2 separate regions of the Mus musculus genome follow, and region 2 is linked to region 1. A link is a loop called in an ENCODE intact Hi-C map of the cell type or tissue named here. Cell type or tissue: heart. All regions are shown on one strand. Links, peaks and the distances in the headings refer to the core of each region. The heading gives the core; the rest is flanking DNA.

Region 1 (10,752 bases), core at 1,252-9,251:
AGGATAAACAAGGCTACCATCAACATAGACCATACACAGCCCAGACTATAGCATAATTACTCATAGATGTCGGCATCAGCTATTTGAATGGTACCAGATCATGGCTGTGGGATCAACAGTGTACCAGACTCTAACAGGGCTTTGAAAAAGAACTATGAAAAGCAGGATGGGGAGCATAAATATCTCCTAGCCATTTCAAAACAAAAGAATGGAATATCCTGGTGAGGAGAGCGAGGCATGCGGAAACCCGTCAAGAGCACTTGAGCAGAAATGACAGCAAACATGAAGGACAAACATCTTACTGTCCTACTTTCAAATTAAGAAGTATGAGGAACTTGTTTTCTAATAGCATCCTAAAAAGATAAAAATAAAAAAATAAAAATAAAAAGCAGTGTGTCAACTTGACACAAGCAAGAATCATTTGGGAATCCCAACTGAGAACATTTTCCCCACCAGACTAGCCAGTGAGCAAGGAAGCCTGGGGGACATAATCTTGATTGATGACTGATATGCCACAAGCCAGCTCACTCTGTGACATGCCACCCCTAGGTGAGTGGTTCTGGGTGCTATAAGCAAGCAGGTTGAGTGAGCCATAGAGAAAAAAAAAAAAACCCAGTTATCTCTACTCCTCCGGGGCCTTGCTTCATTTCCTGCCTCCAGGTTCCTGCCCTGACTGCCTTTATTGATGTACTGTGAAATGGAAGGAAGGGTCTGTAAATGAAGCCTTTCCTCCCTGAACGTTTATGGTCATGAGGTCAATCATCAAGAAACAAGGATCAACAAATGCTGCTGAGGTTGCAAATAAAAGGGAACATCTTATATGCTACGAGTGTAAATATAAACTAGTTCAGGATGTATAGAAATCAGTTAGGAGATTGCAAAAATAACAACAACAACAAAACAAATAAAACATGTCAGATCATACTACTTCTCAGTACATATTCCAAATACTCGAAGTCAGCCCTACAAAGGTCTTGCATATGGATAGTTATTGAAGCCTCATTCATAATAATAGCCAGGTTGTGGAACTAATGGGGGGGTGTTATTTCAGGGAAAGTCAGCTTGATATACCTTCTTCAAGATATCTAACAACAAGGGAATGGATAAAGAAAATAGGATTTATACACACATTGAAAACATTAGCCATAAAAAGTAATGTCATTTTGGAGGTTAAGAATGGGAAGAACATTGGGGTTTGGGTAAGATATGTTAAAAATACATTATACACATGCATGAAAATGACCTTATAACTTTCCATGATAATGGTAATAATAAAATGGGACAATTGTTACCAGAAATAACAATAAATAAAAAAGTTATTTCAGGGCTGTAGTTATAGGTCAATGACAGCACACTTCCCTGGTGTGGTTTCTGCTTCAGCGAGAGTTCTTGCTTTAGCCCTTGCGCCGGCAGCTTTCCACAGTGGACTGCGATTTGGACTTGTAAGCGAAACAAGCCCTTTCTTCCCCTAAACTGCTTTTGGTCAACATGCTTTATTACAACAACAGAAAAGCAAACTAAAACAGAATCGAAAACACCTAATCATCCTTATATCCTGTGCATGTTGAAATAATATATTAGAAGTGTTAGGCTACAAAAATACTTTAATTATGTTTCAATTGCTCTTGTCTTTCCTTAATTTGATTAGTAGAAAATTTAACATTCCCTATGTACAGGAAAAAAAGAAATTAAAAAAAAGCCATATCCTAGAAGGCTAAAATAACCCAAGGAGAAGGAGGAAGGCTATGTCACAAAAGGATCAAGATCAAAGGGTCCTGGTACCCTCAAACTGAAAAACCCAGAAGATATGGAGCAAGTGCCTATATTGTTTAAAGATTCTGATTTTTTTTTTTTACTGGTGCCTGCTTCTCCCTGTGTGCATAGTGTAAGTTCTCCCTCCCCCACTACTGTGTACAACATGCACAGACACAACAAAATGTCCAAGGGGAAATGGGACCAGGCTGAGGCCAAACAATCCAGCATACCACAGGCAGCATAGAGCAGGATGCCAGGGCAGCATGAAAGCCAAGGGAATCTATGCAGTAGCACTTCAAAGTTCTGGGTCACAGTGAGAAGAGAGCTTGTGACAAGAGACTACAGTGACACCACCCATAAGGTGTCACAATGACCAAAACATATACCTCAAGGATCTCGGAAGATGTGGCTTTAGTATCAGTGGAAAAGAAGTTCATCAATTAGTCAGTGATCGGTACTAGAACAAGAATGTAAATCACGGTGCACCAGGAATCACTTTGTCATGAGCGGCATGGAGAGGAAAACCCTAGTACAGGTGAGAGGTAAAGAAACAGAAGCATTAGGCTCGAAAAGACTATGAGACAGGTTTATTGGGAACCTCGGGCACTGCTTTATTAGTAACTGGACTGCTTGAAAGTAAGGGAAAGTGTGAAAGAAACTCATTTAAGCAAGCACCCAATGTGTCCGTCGGAGTGGTATATCCTTCAGAATACTCCTTCCAAGTCGCCCAGGCAGATGTGAGACAAGAGGTTCATGAAAATATTGCCGTTCTCAATACCGCTTCCTTCAAGGAACTTTCTCAGGTCTCGGTGGTGACTGTGTTCAGTCAAGCTGAGCTAAGCTAGCCCACTGTGCTTGTCACTTCACACTTAAATCAAAGGAGCCAAGTAGCAAAGTGTGGGCTTTGTAATACCAACAGAAAAAAATTATATATATATATATATATATATATATGTGTGTGTGTGTGTGTGTGTGTGTGTGTGTGTATTTGAGCATGCCAGAAGTCCATCCCTGAAGCACAGAAAGGATTTGAAGTATGTAAGATACAAGCTATGAAGTAATTAAAAGCTATCACATTTTTTAATATCTGAAGATATTATGAACCCCAATAGCAGCTGTAATTTGAAAATGTATAAATCTACTCTCTTCGTGAGAGGCATAAGGAACATGTAATACCATGAAATATTCAGTGGAAGTAGAGCATAGTGCCCAACTATGCAAATTAGAGTTTAAAAGAAAGCATCCAAGCCAGGCATGGTATTTTATGTCTGTGATCCCAGGTCTCATGAGATTGAAGCAGGAGGATCATGAGGTCATAGCCACTCTGGGGATACATAAACAAGCTGGGTCACATAGCATGACCCTTCTTCAAACAGCATCCCTGTCTGTAGTATATGAATACTCTTCATACCCTGTTGGAAAAAACAACTAAAATCCAAATAAGAAAATTAGGGCATGTCCATTCCCTATGACAATATTGATAGCCAGCATTTGTCATTAAGTTTGTAAGTGGGACAGAGGGAGCCTGTTCATAAGGAGACACAAACTGACATTCCTGGGAATGTAACACCAATATGCTTAGAGACAGTCATCAGAGATTTGGGATTAGGAATCCAGCAAGTGTTCAAATAAAACAAAGTACTGCTCAGATAAAGGTGGTTTTTCAGGGATATAGAAGAGACTGTTCATTGTTTTTGTTCTTTGTATACAATTGATGTTTCTACAGCAAATTAGATTTTGAAAAGAGATAGAATATAAAGCAGAAGCCAGAGATTCCACCCCACCCCCCAAAAAAAACCCAATAATATACCATTTATAATTTCAAGTGTGTAAAATTCCAAACCAGGCAGGACAAACCCAATCCAAATCAAGAGTGGTCTATTTTAATAAGGCTGAACAATGACGAAAGGTGGTCCATTCCTTAATCTGAAAAATGTGGCAGGCTTGCGTAGAACTTGAAAGATATTTTGAATGGTACATTAGTAGATCTTTTGCTTTTAAATATGTACATTAAGAACAAATGGCCAAGCTATGTCACAGATATCTAAGTGTTGGTTATTACTGAATTCATTAAATAACACATTTACGATGTCAGCTCTAAGAGCATGCTCTATGTTTCACAACACAAACATTTTAAAATAGAGTCTTGATCTCAACAGCACCACGAAACATATGTCTTGGAAGAACACTTCCTTTTCTTGATCATATTTTGTCTCAAGATCAAGGTATTTGTTGAAGACCGGGAAGCAAACTGCATTGGGTAACCCTATAGCTCACCCTTGAAGATAGCTCCTAGCATTTCCAACTCATAGAAAATGACACCATGGCTCAGAGGAGTTATGTCACTTACCAAATGCTACCATGATGATCAGAAAGAATTAGGTCTACACCCACGTGGCTCAGAAGCCTATGTAGGTGTTTCTGTTTCCCCAGAATGATTTCCAAAGCAAGCAAAGAACAAATGTGCCAATTAAGTTACATGTTTATTGTGCATTAAGCAAACTGTTTTGTGTAAATTTTTGGTGTTTGTTTCTAACCAAAATAGCTCAAAATGACAACAATCTGAAACTGTATTCAACAATCTACATTGAAAAAAATCCACTGACCTCCCAAATGATAACTATCACTTTAATTCATCTGCTGAATCTATCGTTCTTGTGTTCTCTACAATATAACTACTGCCTCAGAAGCAAGGATTTCAAGGGGTCATGCTGATTCCCCATCTAGAGGGGAAAGCATATTGAATCATTGAAGAAGAGTTCACTGTAGCAAGTTATGGATGTCCACTCCATTTAAAACCTGTTTGTACAATATACCTTCCTGAAGAATAGGTTCTACAGGCATGCATCTGAATTGAGTCACTACTAAGAACGCACACACTTGCTGAATTCTACAAGTATTTGGCTACATGTTTATACACTCAGAACACAAGCCTTTCCCATGGAATTTAACCAAGAATTTTGTGCCCTGGGAAATGAAGAGACCTGGACTTCATTCAACAAAAGCAAATGTGCACATTAAAACAAGTTTAATGCTCAATTGCCAAATTTCAAAAGTTTATAGACATTGCAATCAATAAAAAAGACATTCTTCTGTTTTCTGAAAGGAAAAAAGTGGAGGGGGAGAAAAGAGAAAAGAAAGACCAAAAGGTCAATGTTGGGACTCTACCAAGCCTTCAGGCAGGACTTTACACGGGTGTTCCTCCAGATGGCAGGCTTCCAAGGAGCTTGCCAACTTACTGGCCTTGCTCGGGCGGGACGCAGAGGTCTTCCAGCTTGTCCTAGTAGAACTGTGAGACAACATAAATGTTTGAAGAAAGCTTAGCAGTTGGGAGCTTATTGGGTGAAACACCTCAGAAGCACCGTATTACAATCTCTGCCACAGAAATGTGACCAAGTCCTAACATGGAACACAGGTAAAAAACGCATGATGCCAGGGCAGAACTGGAATTCCATTTAAAAGAGGCACTGCCAGGAGCTCCAGGAAAGGTGAAGTGTTTACCAATCATGGGAACTGGACCAAGTTGTTTGATTTAGAATAGCCAACATATAAATGGAGGCATGTATGTCACTCATGGGTACAATGGTAATTTAACTAATCAAATGCTATAGTCACAGCATGTTAACATAAAGATTGCACACCTTTACTTGTTGTCTAGTTGAACAAAACATTAGCAGAGGGGGTGGGGGGTGGTATATAGAGAAAGATGGGAAATTTCTCAGAGACTGCTAACATGGAGAGGGACAATCCACTTGTAACTAACTTCAGTGTTTCAGATATGTACTGAAAAAAATTGTTCTTTAGAAAGGACCCTGATATAGCTGTCTCTTGTGAGACTATGCCGGGGCCTAGCAAACACAGAGGTGGATTCTCACAGTCAGCTATTGGATGGATCACAGGGCCCCCAATGGAGGAGCTAGAGAAAATACCCAAGGAGCTAAAGGGATCTGCAACCCTATAGGTGGAACAACATTATGAACTAACCAGTACCCCGGAGCTCTTGACTCTAGCGGCATATGTATCAAAAGATGGCCTAGTTGGCCATCACTGCAAAGAGAGGCCCATTGGACTTGCAAACTTTATATGCCCCAGTCCAGGGGAATGCCAGGGCCAAAAAGTGGGAGTGGGTGGGTAGGGGAGTAGGGGGGGGAAGGTATGGGGGACTTTTGGGATAGTATTGGAAATTTAAATGAGGAAAATACCTAATTTTAAAAAAAAGAAATATAAATTAAGACGTACAAATTCTTCTAAGTGTATAACTCTAATCTTGGTAAGAGACAAGAAGATACTTCATGAAATGGCTACAATTTTGTCAAATCATTGAAAGACAACAATTTTCACATAGAGACTTGGAAAGTTTGAATAGAATAAAATCTTTATATCACAGTGTACGTGCAGGACAACAGAGACCAAGGAAGTCTTGAAACATAGTTGGAAGAAATAAATTATGTCCACTAAAAATTAAGGCACATGGGAGACAGACTTCCTTAGAGTTGAAAGGATGGAAATGTGTCATCCAAGATTTCTAAATCCAGGAACAGAGAAAATCATGTAATGAAAGTAAAATTTTGTTTATAGACCTGAGCAACAGCAGAAGATACAGAAAGCTATACTGGCTGAAGAAAAATGAAATGAATATTCAAGATGAAGAGCCAATGTATGGAGTAACATGTTCTGAAGACATGATTTTCCTATTTTAAAAAAGTAATATGCAGTACTATCTAAAGCAAAATTATAACAAGCATCTTATTGGGCTGAGATATAATTAGCAAGAACCAGGCAAATAGATTCTGATATGACTTGATTCAGTATTAATGCTGTCTTGGAAAATGGCAATAAATTGAGGGAAGATTACAAAAAATTGAACCTGAATTTTCCCAATGTTGATTTTTTTTAATTCAGTCTAAGAAACTAGGCCAATAGACACTTGAGACATCTCTATGTAGATGTGTGTGGAATGTGACATTTTCAGATCTTGTTAAGTACTGAAACTCCTGAATATCACCTCTGACCCAAATCTTCTCTTATAATACAAATTCCATAAGTACATTTAGGCTGATCTTTGCCATTTCAATCCAAATGGAGAACCATTCAGTGATCCATGTTCAGCAAGAGATCCCAGCCCATGATCATAAGGCCAGTGACAGACTAGCCTCATAAGAGTGTGTCTCATCCTCATTTTAAATGCAGGTCAAAGAGCCAGGATTGAGCCTTCTATGACAGTAGACAGGTACAAGTTTGTCTTTATTTTGAAACATACAGAGGTATAAACCAAGGTTCAAGGATTTTACAGACTTTTCCCAACTTTCCACTTTGTGTATTCTTAGTAAGAACTAGCAAGTGGCAGTTAAGTGGAAGGAAGAGAAGAGGTGAGAAGGAAGAAGAGGAGGGGAAGAGGAAGAAGAAAAGGGGGAGGAGGAACAGGAAGAGGAGAGAAGGGTAGTGATGATCTACTATGAGACTATCAGAAAGCCAATAAAGCTTCACTCAGTAGCTCTGGCTACCATCATCATGACAGGTGCAAATTCCTGTACTCTGACCAAGATGCGCAAGAGTACTGCATTTACTCACAGTTCTGGAGGATAGAAGTCTCAACTGAAAGACACACAACAGCATCATTACCCCTTCAAGGATCTAAGGGAAAATGCTACTTTGTCTCTTCCTCAAAATTCTTCATATTCCTTGGCCAGTCACCACACCACACCAACCTGCAAGGCCATTCTCACATTCCATATGCTGTGTTCCCTATATGTCCTCTTCTGCTCATATGAAAACACCAGCCATGAGATTTAAAGCAAAATCAAATCCAGTAATTTTGTATCAGTTAACTAATAGCATCCATGAAACCTGTATTTCTAAATAAGGTTACATTTTGAGTTCTAGGCAGGTATGAATTTAGAAGAAGGCACTGTTCAAGCCATTATATCCTTAAAGTATGAGTAATTCTTACTTGTTTATACCCAAACCAGACTTAACACTTTTTATAAAACTATTTATCTTGTATTTGGGTAGCACTTGTGGATTTCAAATCCAGGTTCCTTCATTCGAGCAACACTATACATAATTTAGGCCTGAATTATTCTCCTCCGTTTTCAGTGATAAAACCAAGAGTTTATAAAAACCATTTATCCAACTCAGGGCAATGCCACATCTGAAATAATCAGAGATCAGAATACATGACTTTGGCTCAGTGTACATACCTGTATTTACTACCCTTGAACAGAAGAACTCTGCATTCATCAAGCGTGTGCTGTTTTATTCTGTACTAGTTATTATTGTATTTAGCATGTGAATAAAGATATTAAAAATTAATTACCCCTCTTAAAGTAATTTCCAACCAACTTTCAATGTACTATAAGCTCCATTGTGTGATTTGTGTTATAATTTTGATGTGTATCAGACTTATTACATGGTAATTCAGATTCTTGTCCAGCTCTCTGATAATGACACTATCATGTGAGAAGCAGTCAATGAGCCATCTTCTTACTTTACATTCTAAGAATTAAAAAAGACTGGCAAAGATGGAAAATTGAATTGTTGTTTAAAGTGTAGAGAATTCTGTCCATACAACATTAACCTCTGCCTGGCTTAAAAAGATTTAAAGATATATGTATCATAACTCAATAAGCCAGAGTTTGGTAAGTTAAGTATACCATTTAAGTACTGCCTTCCTGCTACAGAGCAGCCAAGGAACCACTCAGGACTGTCCAAGCTTCTCACCTGTGATCAATACCTGCTCTAGGACCTTTGCTTGTGCCAATGGGTCCTCTCTATATGAGCCAGAACTCTAATAACTACTACCTACTATAAAAGTGCATCGTTAATACAGTAACTTATCCATGCACTCATATAATCTTACAACCCCAAAGGGGGGAAAACAGCATTTGTGAAAATGAAACAAAGGAAAGTAAATTATTCCAACAACATATGTATCTCAATATGTTTGTCTGGCCTTAAATTTCTCTAGAAGAAATGAAGCTGTCAAATGTTCACATCCAGAGAGCAAGCCTCACTGACAGAGGTGACTCGAAACCTCATTGATGTATCCCTAGAATTCTGGCACAATAAATAGTTTTCAGTAACTTTCTGAGCAAAAGTCACCTTTACAAACAAGGCAACTGGACTCCTAAAATCTAGTGCATATTAAAACTCAGAGACAGCTAAATATATGAACAATAGAGTGAGAGTGAAATGAACTTGGGGTTATTTTAAATGTTTCCTTTTCAATATGAATGCATGCTAAGAAATTTGAGACATGATGGACACATGGAGCCAACTCATGGACCAACCTCAAGCTCCATGGAACTTAGAATACTCAATGGCTTGGAACTGACCCTGCCGGGAACTGGCCATTCATCACCTGTTTCCTGTGACAGTCTAGATTGGCTCTAGCTGGCCAACTGTTACTATTATCAATACTTAGATACGATTTGCTGTGTACCAAGGTATTCTGTAAGTATTTGACTTGAAGAATAACTCTGAGAAGTAGGTATCATTACTTTTTTATTTCCAGTTCACTCAAGAGGAACCTGAGAGCATAAAGAAAACTGTCCCAAAGCCTCGGGGCTAAATGGAAGAAACCGGGGAATGCAGTCTGGTTGCAGAATCAACACTCAACTATACATCCTTTAATGCACACAGACAGGTCCATCTATAAGATGCTCCCAAAAGATGTGGATGCCGTGCACCCATGCTCCAGCCTTGGAATAGCAGGGACTTATGCTCAGCTCCTCACAAATGAAAGCAGAGCTGAGGATCTGTCTGTGTGTACCAATAAGCACACTCTGGGGTATTTAATGGATTAACAATGCACTTTGATAGTGAATGCATCCACTTTTAACTCCCCTCAAGATCCTCAGCTCTGAATTTTGCTATTGACAGATCTCTTCAGTTCCTCGTTAAGAAGTTTTAGGTCATGAGTACAAATCCCAGCAATTTCTCCCTAGCCTTCCTGTCATCTCACTTCACGAAGCCTCTTTCTCTTCACTTGGAAAGCCCTCAGTGGTGCTTCACTTCACCACAGGAGAAGCAGGTACTCCTCTCAGCCTATCTCTCCCTCTTGAGTCAATTTCTTTATCCTCCCTTGAGTTTTCATTCATGCCAATTAATCTGGTCACCTTTCCTTTAACTCTGACATCTCCTGGGACTCTAACTGGACTTTGCATACACTAACTGGGAGTTGACATACTGAAAAACATTTAGACCCAGCATACACATTCTTCAATCAGAATTGTAACATGCTATGGAAATATTCCAGTTGTTTTAAGAAAATATGAGAACTAGAGAAAGAGCTCAGGCAGTACTTCTTGCTATGGAAGCATGAGGACCTGTGTTTGATCCTCAACACCCATGTATAAAACCAAGCATGTGGTACACGCCTGTGATTCTAGCCCTTTTTGGTCAGAGATGGATGGATTCTCGGAGCTCAGTGGCTAACTAGTCTTGCCAAATTGATGAGCTGCAGCTTTAATGAGAAATCCTGTGTTTAAAAAAAAAAGTGGACAGTAACAGAGTAAAGATAAGTGGTATCAATCTTGGGCTCCATGATAACAAATGTTCTCAATCACCCCCAGATGTGTGCACACACATGAACACATAAAAAACACAGATATACAACAGAATGCGTTCTATGAATGACACCCAAAGATGGCACCTTCAACAAGGCGTGCACACAGTACTTGAAGGCTCTTTGTTTTCCTTTGTATCAGTTCAGGGATTAAGCCCACAGCCTTGCACATACTAGACAAGTGCTATGACCCTGTGCCACAACTACAGTTTGGGTACTAAGGTTTGACACAGCCTCAGAAGGCAGCAAACTCTCCTTATGGTCATGTGCAGTGAGGCAAGGACTCTGGATTTTGGCTTTCGCTATTCATCATGGTCTCTGTGTTTCTGTAGTTTATCTTTAAACAGTCACGAGACCCTTATTCTGACCTCTTGGAGAATGGGGATCTTTCGCTCACCCGGAAATGACCTTTCTGAGTGATGCTATGAATT
Region 2 (10,752 bases), core at 1,023-9,022, 79 kb after region 1:
CCAGCTCCCTGAAAGAACAAGAAACCAACCAAGCTGCCTAGAAGAGGGCTAAGCACCTTGGAAAGAACTCTCTCCAACCTGTTGAGCTGACTGCAGGCTGTACAGTGTGCTCCAGGTTCCCAGCTTTTGTGAGTTGTCACCTATGCTGTGGTAGGCTTGGAGTAATTTCTGCTTCTGCAAGTAACCCTTCACCTACTTTCCGATAAGTAACATTAATAAAAATTACTGTTCACCATGTTGGACTTTAGAGTTATCTGAACTTGCTCTGTCATGGCTCCCTATCTGGGATAAGTAGATATCCCAGTAAAAGTTTGACCTCTAAACACCAATCCAGACAGAAGTCAAAACTCAAGAGAGAAAAGGCTCTCTAGATAAGATGAAGAAAGTAAATTACCATCCACTGTCTACCTCACCACAGCTCCCCTGGAACACCCACAGTACAAAGAATTGACCATGTTCCACCTTTAATTGGGCCATGTGCAAATACAAACTAAAAGGCTATAATTTGATTTTTTTTTCTTGTTACTAATAAAGAGGCAGCTACAATAGGTCAGCTCTTTCTCCTTTCACTGAGTCCAACAAGACAGGATTAGCTTCGATGTTACATTATGTCCCAAATTACTAGTTTTAAATTACTGCAACATTCCAAACCTTCTCCTGACTTCTAAGGGCTCCCAGATCTTCCTTGACACAGCAGGGAGTGTCTGAGTGGGTGCTGCAATGTCTGGGACTGCTCCTGCTCTTGGCCATTTGGTACCTGCTGTCATTGGTTTGTGCCTCTGTCAGTGCCAACCATCCCTAGACCATCCAGGAACAACCTTTCCAAGACTATGGTAAAGAGCCAACAAGTTATGCCTGACATAGCCCTGTCTATGTGACATCTCCCATTCCATATGGTGGCTGGTAAAGCAGGACCAGTGATTATGTTGTGTAGCACTTTACAATCCTAAACAACCCCAACATATCACTTTTAAATTCTCAGTATGCACTGTGATGTCTAATATGATAGTAAAATATCTATGGGATTTGCCCACACTCCCTCCTTATAAACTAGAAAGCAGGATTCTGCTGTTTTCACAGCCAAGCAGGTGTACAAAGGACTTCCAAGTTGTTTGTAGCATTTATTTTTCTTCTAGATAAGGAACCAAAACTACCAGCCCAGAGATTGTCCCACCCACAGGGGGCCTTTCCCCCTTGATCACTAATTGAGAAAATGCCTTACAGTTGGATCTCATGGAGGCATTTCCTCAACTGAAGCTCCTTTCTCTGTGATAACTCCAGCTGTGTCAAGTTGACACAAAACTAGCCAGTACAGATGGGATGTTCCCTTGGGGTAGAAAGAGAGAGTATTCCCCAAAAACTTAAAGAAGAGAAACATCCATAGCTCTGTTACACAAAATCAAATCAGAGACCCTTTCAAACCTGGAGAACAGGAAGGGAGGGAGGGAGGGAGGGAAAAGAAGGAAGGAAAAGAGTAAGTAAGGAAGAAGGTATAAGAACGATTTATTCATTGTCTAACAACAACTCAAAAGAAATGTAAGAATGTGAGTTATCCATTCAATTCTGAGTATTGATGCTTCAGTAAATAACCCCAGAAGATCTAACAAAGCTGCCACTGGGGTGTTTCCAATTCCTAGATGACAAATGCCTCAAACTGTAAGCAGAGACAAAATTAAATTCACAAGCCACTGGACATTTTTGTGAACTAAGAAGCTGCAGTAACAGCTCATTCAAAAACCTTCTCCCTGGTCCTACACAGTGCTGTTTCCCAGAGCAGCGGATACCACAGCCACACTAACTAAGGCCTTGTAAGAAAGGTACACCCTCAAGCCCTACCCCAAAGCTGAATCAGAAACAGGGTAGATCCAGCAATCCCAAGACTAACAGAACTTCTGGATGCTTCTGAGGGGAGAAGGGAAGGGAAGGTTGCTTGATTATAGAGAAATCCCACAGACCATTACATTAAATGTATAGGGGATATAGTATTGCCAGTTCTGTACAAGAGACAACAAAGGTTCAACATGTTTATTTGTCTAAAGTCACACTGCTGAGTGAGAAAAGCCAGACCTCTGGTTCTAGATTTGGTTTTCTTTGTCTGGAAAGTGAAGCTTCATAGAGATGCAATAGAAACAGCCAAACAGATCAAACTGGCTTGTTGCTAAAAGAGGAAACTCAAACTCTAGGAGTACCAGAAAAGGGGATGCTCAGGGACTACAATAGGGATACTAAGAATGTCTCCATGCCTCCTAGCGCACGGATCAAACACAGCAAGAGAGCCAAGTGCCTGCAGGGCACTTCTCTAAAGTCCATTTAATTCCTTCTCTGGGTGCAGTCTGGTTTCTCTTAAGAAGATCTCTGGGCTCCCTCACAATGGGCCTCCTTAGCACAAGCCTCCCCAGGAACTCACTGCTGCCTTAATTGGAGGACTCTGCCCACTTTTCCCTTCTCCTAGGGCTGGCTATTGGCTTCTCCATCATTCCCAGAGCATCATTTGATCATGGTGTTTTGATGATTTTGGATCTCTTCTATTTAGCATATCCAGTCTATAATGGGAGAGATTTTACCCACTTTCTCCATCACCCTCAAAATGTAGTTCAAGGCAGGCACTGATGAAGTGAGTGTGGAACATTTGCTACTTAAATACATATAACACAAATCACCTACCTGGGTATCTATAACCTTCGCTCTCAAAGTTATGTTCTCAAAAACCAGACTTTATGGAGAATTAATAAAATATAGTTTAAAGACCATTAGTAATAAGAATTCCAGAGCTTATGACTAAAATTAACCCTTTTTTACTCTGGGATTCTGCTCTGCTCTCCTCCCCTCCCCTCCCCTCCCCTCTCCTCTCCTCCCCTCCCCGCCCCTCCCCTCCCACCCTATCCCCTCTCAGCCTCTCCCCTCCTGTTCTCTCTCTTTCTCTCCACTTTACCCTTTTCCTCTTTCTCAGATCCACCCCTTTGTTTGCTTTTTACCTAAGGATGTCTATGGATGAGAACATTGCATTTGTTGAACTGCACTCTCCTTTTGTCTTCTTAACAAAAACAATTCATCTGTGTCTGATTTATTGTTTCGATTCTATTCCATTTATAACAGCCTCCGGTCCAATTAGACTGGGACAGAAAGGAGACAAGTGCAAAGCCCTTGGTAAAGAGGGTGTGTTTACATCCTTGCCTCCATCATTTGGTAATTGGCAAGAGATTTCAAGGAGGCTGTGGCTCTGCTCATACTGCAAGTTCAGTTTGCGCTTCCAACTGGACAAAATATAGACACGGATGCACTCATCTAAGTAATTGGATTCACTACCTGGAATATTTAAATTGTTTTCAGACACTGGAAATTGGCTTAAGAAGATTAAAGTAAAATACCCGGAAGGATAACAGGCTGTAATTTACGGAGGTGGGAAATCATTTCAGTTAGAAGACGGGTTCATTCTCCTACAGTTGCTCCTGATAGGAGATGTGTTAATCATTAGGACTGGAATCTCTTTAGATCCTGACAGCTCAGGTTTATTCGGGTGAGTGGTTCTTATCAAACCCATTGGATGACACCCAGGAAGCCACATCGATAGGGTAATGTGCATTCCATTGGAGGTTTCTGTCAGAAGCCTTCAAGTGTTCTGAAGGTAACTAGGGTGGAGGGAAGGGAGAGGTCATAGGAAGTCCTGGAGCCGGCCAGGATCTCTCCTATACAGCAACGGGTGCAAGTAAACCGGAGGGTGAAGTTGTGGGTCTATTTCAAAGTGAAGACCTAAGCAAGCTTGTTTTTCAAAACCTGGCCCTGTCTCTAAGTCCATCCTGCGCTCCTCGGCCCCAACAGCTACTAGTTTGCTCACCAATCCGTTTCTGGTGTGCACCAACAGCCCTTTCTAAGGCCCCTCACTCTGCAGTCAGGCGCTAAAGTTTGGCATCAACGACCACCTGTCGGCTGTACTGCTGTGTCCTCTGCTGCTTGGCCAGCATTTTAAAAAAATGCTCAAGGGTTAGCAGTAACTGCAAGGTTTGGGACCTGGATAGTAGCTAGTACTTCTTGAAAGAGGGCAAAGGAGGTAATAGGATGCCTTAGCTAGCTGAGGTGGTGGGGGATGCATCTAGTACTCTCCAGCGCTATCCAGCTGCTTCTAACTTCATGCTCTTTTCAAACTCTCAGGACCTGTCACTGGGTAAAACATGTCCCTTCGGTTCCACTGGCCCCAAAGACTTAAGTCCCTCAGGAGGTGCTGGCCAGACCCAGCAAAGATGTCAACTCTAAACCCCCTAGGAGGAGGAGAGCGCGCGGAAAGCTGCCACCCTCTACCACCCACCCAGGCATCTGGCAACCTGTGCGCCCTAGGCTGCCCGCTCCCGCTCCAGCGCCCCATTGCATAACGCGCCCCTCGCCCCACCCCCACGCAGCCCGCCCTAGGGTGCCCGGTCCGCACCCCACTGCGCCGCCCCTCACTTACATCATCCCACTTGACGAATTTGGTGCCCTTCTTGAGGCTGTCGGACACGCACACGGGCTTGAGTTGCAAGGCGTGCACTCCGGGCTGAGCCCCAGCCATCTGGGCTCATCGGGGCTCCGGGCGGCCCGGGCGAGCGCAGTGGAGACGGGACGCGGAGCTCCGGGCGCGAGCGGGCTTGGCTCTCGATTCACCAGGCTCTGGGCTTCGCTGCCCGCCGGCCTCCGGCCTCTTGGCCTCCGCACCTCTGGCCCGCGCCGCTTAGTAAGCGGGACGACACGCGAGGGTACAGCAGCCTGCCATGCCCCGGGCGGGACGCAGGATCTGGAGCCCGCGGTGACTGTAGAGCCTCGGGAGACGCGGAGGAGCAGAGCCGGGCAGTGCGAGTCGCCCGCCGCTGGATCCTGCTCGGCCGCCGCCTGGAAGCGCACCATTCAGCACATCCTCTGTGCACAGAGGGAGCGCGCGAGTGACACGCTCCGGTCCCCTCCTCCCTCCGCTCCTCCCGCCCCTGCTCCGCCACCCTCGCTCGCGGTCCTCCTCCCCCAGCTCCCTGCCCAACTTTGCGCGCTGGGTCAGCAACGGGAAGCGGGGACGCAGCGGCACCTCCCGGCTCCCGGGCCCCACTGCAGCCGACGCCTGCGCCGCACACCCTCTGAGCATGCCCGGTGCCCCTAGCCAAGGCTGGCGTTTGGGGGGCTTTCTGGGAAAGATATGGTTAGTGGTTAATCAGATCCTAACCAGTATGTAAAGAAGAACATTGAGGCAGAACGGGGAGAGAGCCCTAGGCTTTCTTTCTCTCTGGTGCTTTCCGGCCTTTTCAAAGAAAGGGTTCTTATTTTGTATAGAGAAGCACTTGAGAGGTTTAGCTCAAGAACTCCAGAGAAAACTTGTCCTGCCAGAAAGTTTGAAGCCTATAACCTAGATGGCCCACAAACAGTGTTTAGGAAATAAAAAGCTCGGGGAGGGGGGCAGCAAAGCTTTTATTCCTTAGAAAGATGAAAGGAGTGGGGCCCAGGGCCTGGGACAGGGTGGGAGTCATATAGAATCATAGGTATAGGGATGTCATCTTCACTCACAAGGTTCATACTGTCGAGTGTTTTAGAGGTTGTAGAGCATCTAGAATCTCCGTCCATCACAAAGGTGGAGGGTGGGGTATAAAGTGGCAAGTATACTTCAGAAAATAACCACTAATAAAGTTAAAGATTTGTGTATCACACAATCCAAAACTTCTGCTCCTAGATGTTTGCTCAAGAGAAAGGAAACCATACCCAAAGGAAACTTGTCCAGCAATGGTAAAGGCAACTGAAACTTGTAAACGTCAAACAATAGGTGACTAAAAAAACAAAGTTTAGTTAAGTTTCTAAGTTCCCCAAACTATTCCATGATGAGAAGGGACAGAGACTCCAGAACATATCCATGATCACACAAAGTTTAAGCCAAACAAGAGCGTGCAACAAGATGCCCTCTGCAGGGTCTGTAGAAATAATCCAGGTATTCTGTGGTGACAGAAAGTAGATCGAACAGGTACCTGTGGCCAGTAGCGAGCAAAATTTGGCATCAAGGGGAACCTTTGAGAATGATGGGAAGATTCTGTACCGGCGTATTTACATTTGACAAACCTTGTACGACTAGACACATAAAATGAGTGAATTTTATTCTAATAAACACTGCCCTAAAGGTTGGTTTTGGAAAAGAAGAAGCAGTATGAAGAAGAGACTCCAGTAAAATGGTTTTAGACGGTCAAGGCACTTGCCAGCAAGCCTAATGGCCAGAGTTTCATCCTCAAACTCCACATGGTAGAAGGATAGAACTGACTCCTCAAAGTTGCCCTCTGACCTACACACCTACACCTTGGTACACTAGGACATGCACACACACACACACACACACACACACAGAGAGAGAGAGAGAGAGAGAGAGAGAGAGAGAGAAGAGAAAGATGGCTTTCAATCTTTTTTCTTTGTGTACTTGGTTTTCAAGTTCTAGTGCTGCAATGAAACACCATGACCAAAAAGCAAATTGGGAAGAGCAGGACTTATTTGGCTTACATGCATCATTGCAGGAAGTCAGGACAGGGCCAGAAACTGGAGCGAGTTGCTGATGCAGAGGCCATGAAGGAGTGCTGCTTACTGGCTTGCTTCGTCATGGCTTGCACAACCTGCTTTCTTATAGTCCTCAGGGATATCACCATCCATAATGGGCTGGGACCTCCCCCATTGATCACTAATTGAAAAAAATAATCCCTTATAACTGGAGCTCATGAAGACATTTCCTCAATGGAGGCTCCTTTCTGATAACTCTAGCTTGTGTCAAGTTGACACATAAAACCAGCCAGTACACCAGGTCGCTGTGGGCCAAACTTTATAAACTCAGCCAAAAGACTACTAAATAGAAATAATCTAAGGGTGAATCCCAGTGGTTTACCTGATATGTATAGAATTCTGGTATAAATCCCAAATGTTACCTAAATATACATTCATAGATCAACAGACAGATGATAGATTATCAATAGATAAGATAAGAAAACCAGCCATATTCTTGGAACTATCATAATTAATGAGTTTGGACTCCTGTTATCTTTGGAGGCCTTGTCTTGATCTTGGAGCAACTTCACACACATACTGACACACACACACACACACACACACACACAGAGAGAGAGAGAGAGAGAGAGAGAGAGAGAGAGAGAGAGAGAGAGAGAGAGAGAGGTGGGGCGACATTAAAAGACTGCCTTGTTTCATTCTGGTCCTGCAATACCAAAGTACATGATGAATCTGATGGCCATAGTACTTCCAAGTAGTGGCTTTGACTCACTAGCTACCTCACAGAAGGCAATGGCCTCAGACTGATCCACATTTATCTTTATCTTCAATGACTGTAATAAGTCTCTTCTTCCAAGGCTCCAGACCATCTCAATTATCCTTACTGCACGCCCTATCAGGTTGTTCTGTTCTGCTCTGGTCTTTCCTTTTCTTGTTTTTTCCTCAATTATTTCATCATCCACTGAAATAATTATTGAGCAGAAAGCTTTAGTTGGAGTACCTTAGAGAGTCAAGATAGACTGGGGCTGCTCCCTAAAAGGTACTATAGAGAAACCTTAGGCCGAGTCACCAGCTGAACGATTCCCAGTCACTCCATAATGGAATCCGTCTTATCCATCAGCATCTCTACCCTTTTTATCTTCAAAGCAAATCCTAAATTGTTTAGTTGGCAACCATGCTTAGTGATGAATTATGGAACTAATTACAATCATTCCATTTTCCTACACTGACCTTTGCCTGTGACTGCTTGAGAGGGTACATAAGGGAGTCAAATCTAACGAATAAGGTGAAGGTTGGGTACTTCAGGGCGAAATCTCTCATATTTATACCCCTTCTCATTCCTCCTCCTTCCCCCTTGCTTTCCATCTCCCCCCTCCTTAGTTTCTCTCCACTGAATATAACAATATAAAAACAAGAAAGAAGAAAATAGGAAAGAAATGAAAAGAAAAGAAAAATAATTTTCTTCCTGGACTCTATAAGGCTCTAAACCAATTTTAGATTTTATGATACTTGTCATAATACATATCTTCATAAGTTCAAATTTATTTTTACTCTTAGCTGATATGCCATATAAAATAATTAACCCTTTGTAGTGGTTAGTTTTAACAATCAACATAGCCTAGAATCACTTGGACAGACAGTCTCCACTGAGTAATTATCTCCATCAGGTTAGCCTGTAGGCAAGTCTGTAATGGGTTGCCTGCCTTGTTAACTGATGTAGAAGGACCCAGTCCACCATAGACAACGCATTTCCTAGGCTGTGTCCTGAGCTGCATAAGAGTGAAGAAAGGTAGTCAAAAGCAAGCAAGCAAGCAAGCAAGCAAGCAAGCAAGCAAGCAAGCAAGCAAGGATGTGCATAGTCTCTATTCTCAATTGTTGATGTGGTTTGATTTATTGCTTGTGTTCCTGCCCCAACTTCCCCAAAATGATAGACTATGATCTAGATCACAAAGCCAGGAACTGATATTGACCCCCAAGAGGTCTGATATTAGAATCCTGACTTACTACTTAGATATGGCTAGTTTTTATCTATTTTAACATCTATACAAATATTCCAAACTCTCTAGAAGCTATATTATGGCCCACAGCCTTCTCTAATCAATTTGTAAGGCAGTGAGGCTTGGTACACTGGAAAAGGCTTGTGTAGTGCCTCCTGATAGTGAGTTATTCCAATTACTAGCTGTGTGAGCATGGAAAAGATGATTATTCCTTCTGAAATGAAATATGCTAGTATGTAAATAATGATGTTAAGGGCTAGTTCCTGGTACTTTTCCAAAGAGTTTTATATCTTTCATGATTTAATCCTCATATTAACCCTATAAACTATGTTTCTCTGTCTTCTATGCTTGAGGAAAATGAGTCAGAGAAACAGGAAATGATCACCCCAAATTTTCTACCAAGTACAAAAAAAGAACCAAAGTTCAAACGAAGGGTATTTGGTCCTGTTGGAGTCCAGGAATAGCCTCACAAGCCACACAAACACCAATCTCAGTCAGAGAGGGATAGTTTATTGAGCATATATCACAGCACTGGTCAACCAGGACCATGGCCCAAATTTGTAAACTGAACCATGACCCCAAGTTAAGATCCTACAGAATTTTTAAGGTCAAAAGCTCCAAACTTCTGTGCCAAGTTATTTCGCCAATCAGGATTTAGGGATAGGGGATTTCCTTAGGAACATGTCTTAATTGTACACTTACCCTGCTCCCACTGAGGTATTTCACTGTGTCAGGGGGCTTGCCTTGTCTAATATTCATGTCCTGACTTGTCTACCAGGATGGGACTTCTCTAACATGCGTGTCTTAACTTGCCAACCAGGGTACCAGTTACCCACATACATGTCTCTTTCTGCCAAGTAGGATGTCAGTTTCCAGAATGCTCATAGGAACTTAAACTTTACTGTACCACTACTCAAAATAGAAGTCTTATTCCAAATAATTTCTTATAGTGGTGCCAATGTCTCTCTTATGTTGGGGTCTAAACCAGGAGAAGCTTATGCCTTAAAAGCTTATACAAAGGAACAGGAAGTGCTCTTGGGTGGTTGGTTCAGGTCCAAGCTCATTATGAGTAACTATACAAGAAAGTTCTATTGACTTTCTTCATGATATGTTTCCAAGGGCACTGAACAGAATATGTAATCAATCTTGGCATTGGAAAGTTTCCTAGTACCAGCAGAAACATGAGAAAGTCTCCTTTTAATGGCAAGCTAACCAAGTAACTATTACCTAGGCCTTAACATTCCATCTAGGCCTTATTCTTTTACCTAGGCCTTAACAAATCCCCAGGTCTGCAAATACAATCACCACAATAATTTATCTGGAAAAGGAATTGTAAAGAGCAAATGCCACCTTGTGTGTTAAGTCACTGCTACATAGCATTAATCAATGGTACTTAACATACATACTTGCAGTTATTCTACAATTACACTAAACTGTCTGTATTAGCCTTAAAATAACTAAATCTTAAAAATAGAACCCTAATTCTGTGGTCTTGTGATTCAGTCAGCTCCATTTTTGCATTGATTCTATAAACTTTAATCAGATCCATTTTCATCTCTAACTTTCTAGAATTGAAAAGCTCCCTTCCCTCATGAATAAATGAGCTCTAATTGCAACTAAGCATCAGGGTTCCTCTGACCTTGTCTTTCTTTAAATAATGGAGAAATATGAAGAAAACCACAGAGGTCCTGCTTTGTAATAACAACAACTGGGTGGTAGCAAAAGCTCCCAGGTATGCTTCCCCCTTCTCCTCCTGACCTGCATAACAGGGATGGATATGGTCTCCACAGCAACCTCGGGTATCATCAACTGAAGATGATAGAGCTGCTGCTGGCCACAGTCACTTAATAGCTCTCTGGAAGGCCACTCTTATTCATTTGTACAGTTCAGGGATGTGAATGAGAAATATATTTAGAGTGTTTAAGCCAAGAATTAAATGTCATTGGCATCATGGATATAATTATAGTCCACATTAATAGAAGAGATAAGGCTTACATATCTTAGATGGTAAATAGGAAAATACACCCTGGTGGTACTGCTTGCCAAGTTCTGACTCATTGAGGACTGCTATGCAGCAAAATATAGAGATGGGCAGATCCCCAAAGAAGACAACATGAAATTATCACCAGCACATGGAAAGGATCCATAGTTCCCCTTTCATGCAAGCACTTATTCAAACCCTTTCTTTAAAGCAAAATACATTTCCCTAGATTCTATTGCACAAAAGAAAAAAATATATACTGTATTGATGTTACAAAAAATAACAGGC

The links. Peaks named below come from ENCODE experiments on the same cell type or tissue, not always from the same donor. Only the 100,000 strongest peaks of a DNase experiment are listed, where the experiment ranks them.
Region 2: it touches region 1 in a loop (2.4-fold over the local background); 2 of 42 quality-filtered maps call a loop at or near these places.

What each region holds. Positions count from the first base shown.
Region 1 is chr2:134,859,419-134,870,170 of GRCm38, reverse strand. All of the region lies in intron 2 of Plcb1 (phospholipase C, beta 1), which reads right to left. Among named protein-coding and RNA genes, the nearest start is that of Gm39941, 53 kb to the left of the region's middle. In heart, for the core only: a CTCF peak has its summit at 4,957 (motif pointing right); a DNase peak (open chromatin) is centred at 4,990.
Region 2 is chr2:134,780,324-134,791,075 of GRCm38, reverse strand. Plcb1 (phospholipase C, beta 1) reads right to left here and starts at 4,912. Exons shown (of 32, transcript NM_001145830.1): 1 at 4,445-4,912. The coding sequence starts at 4,543. In heart, for the core only: a CTCF peak has its summit at 5,053; DNase peaks (open chromatin) are centred at 4,365 and 4,965; H3K4me3 peaks cover 1,894 bases; H3K27ac peaks cover 943 bases; H3K27me3 peaks cover 1,333 bases.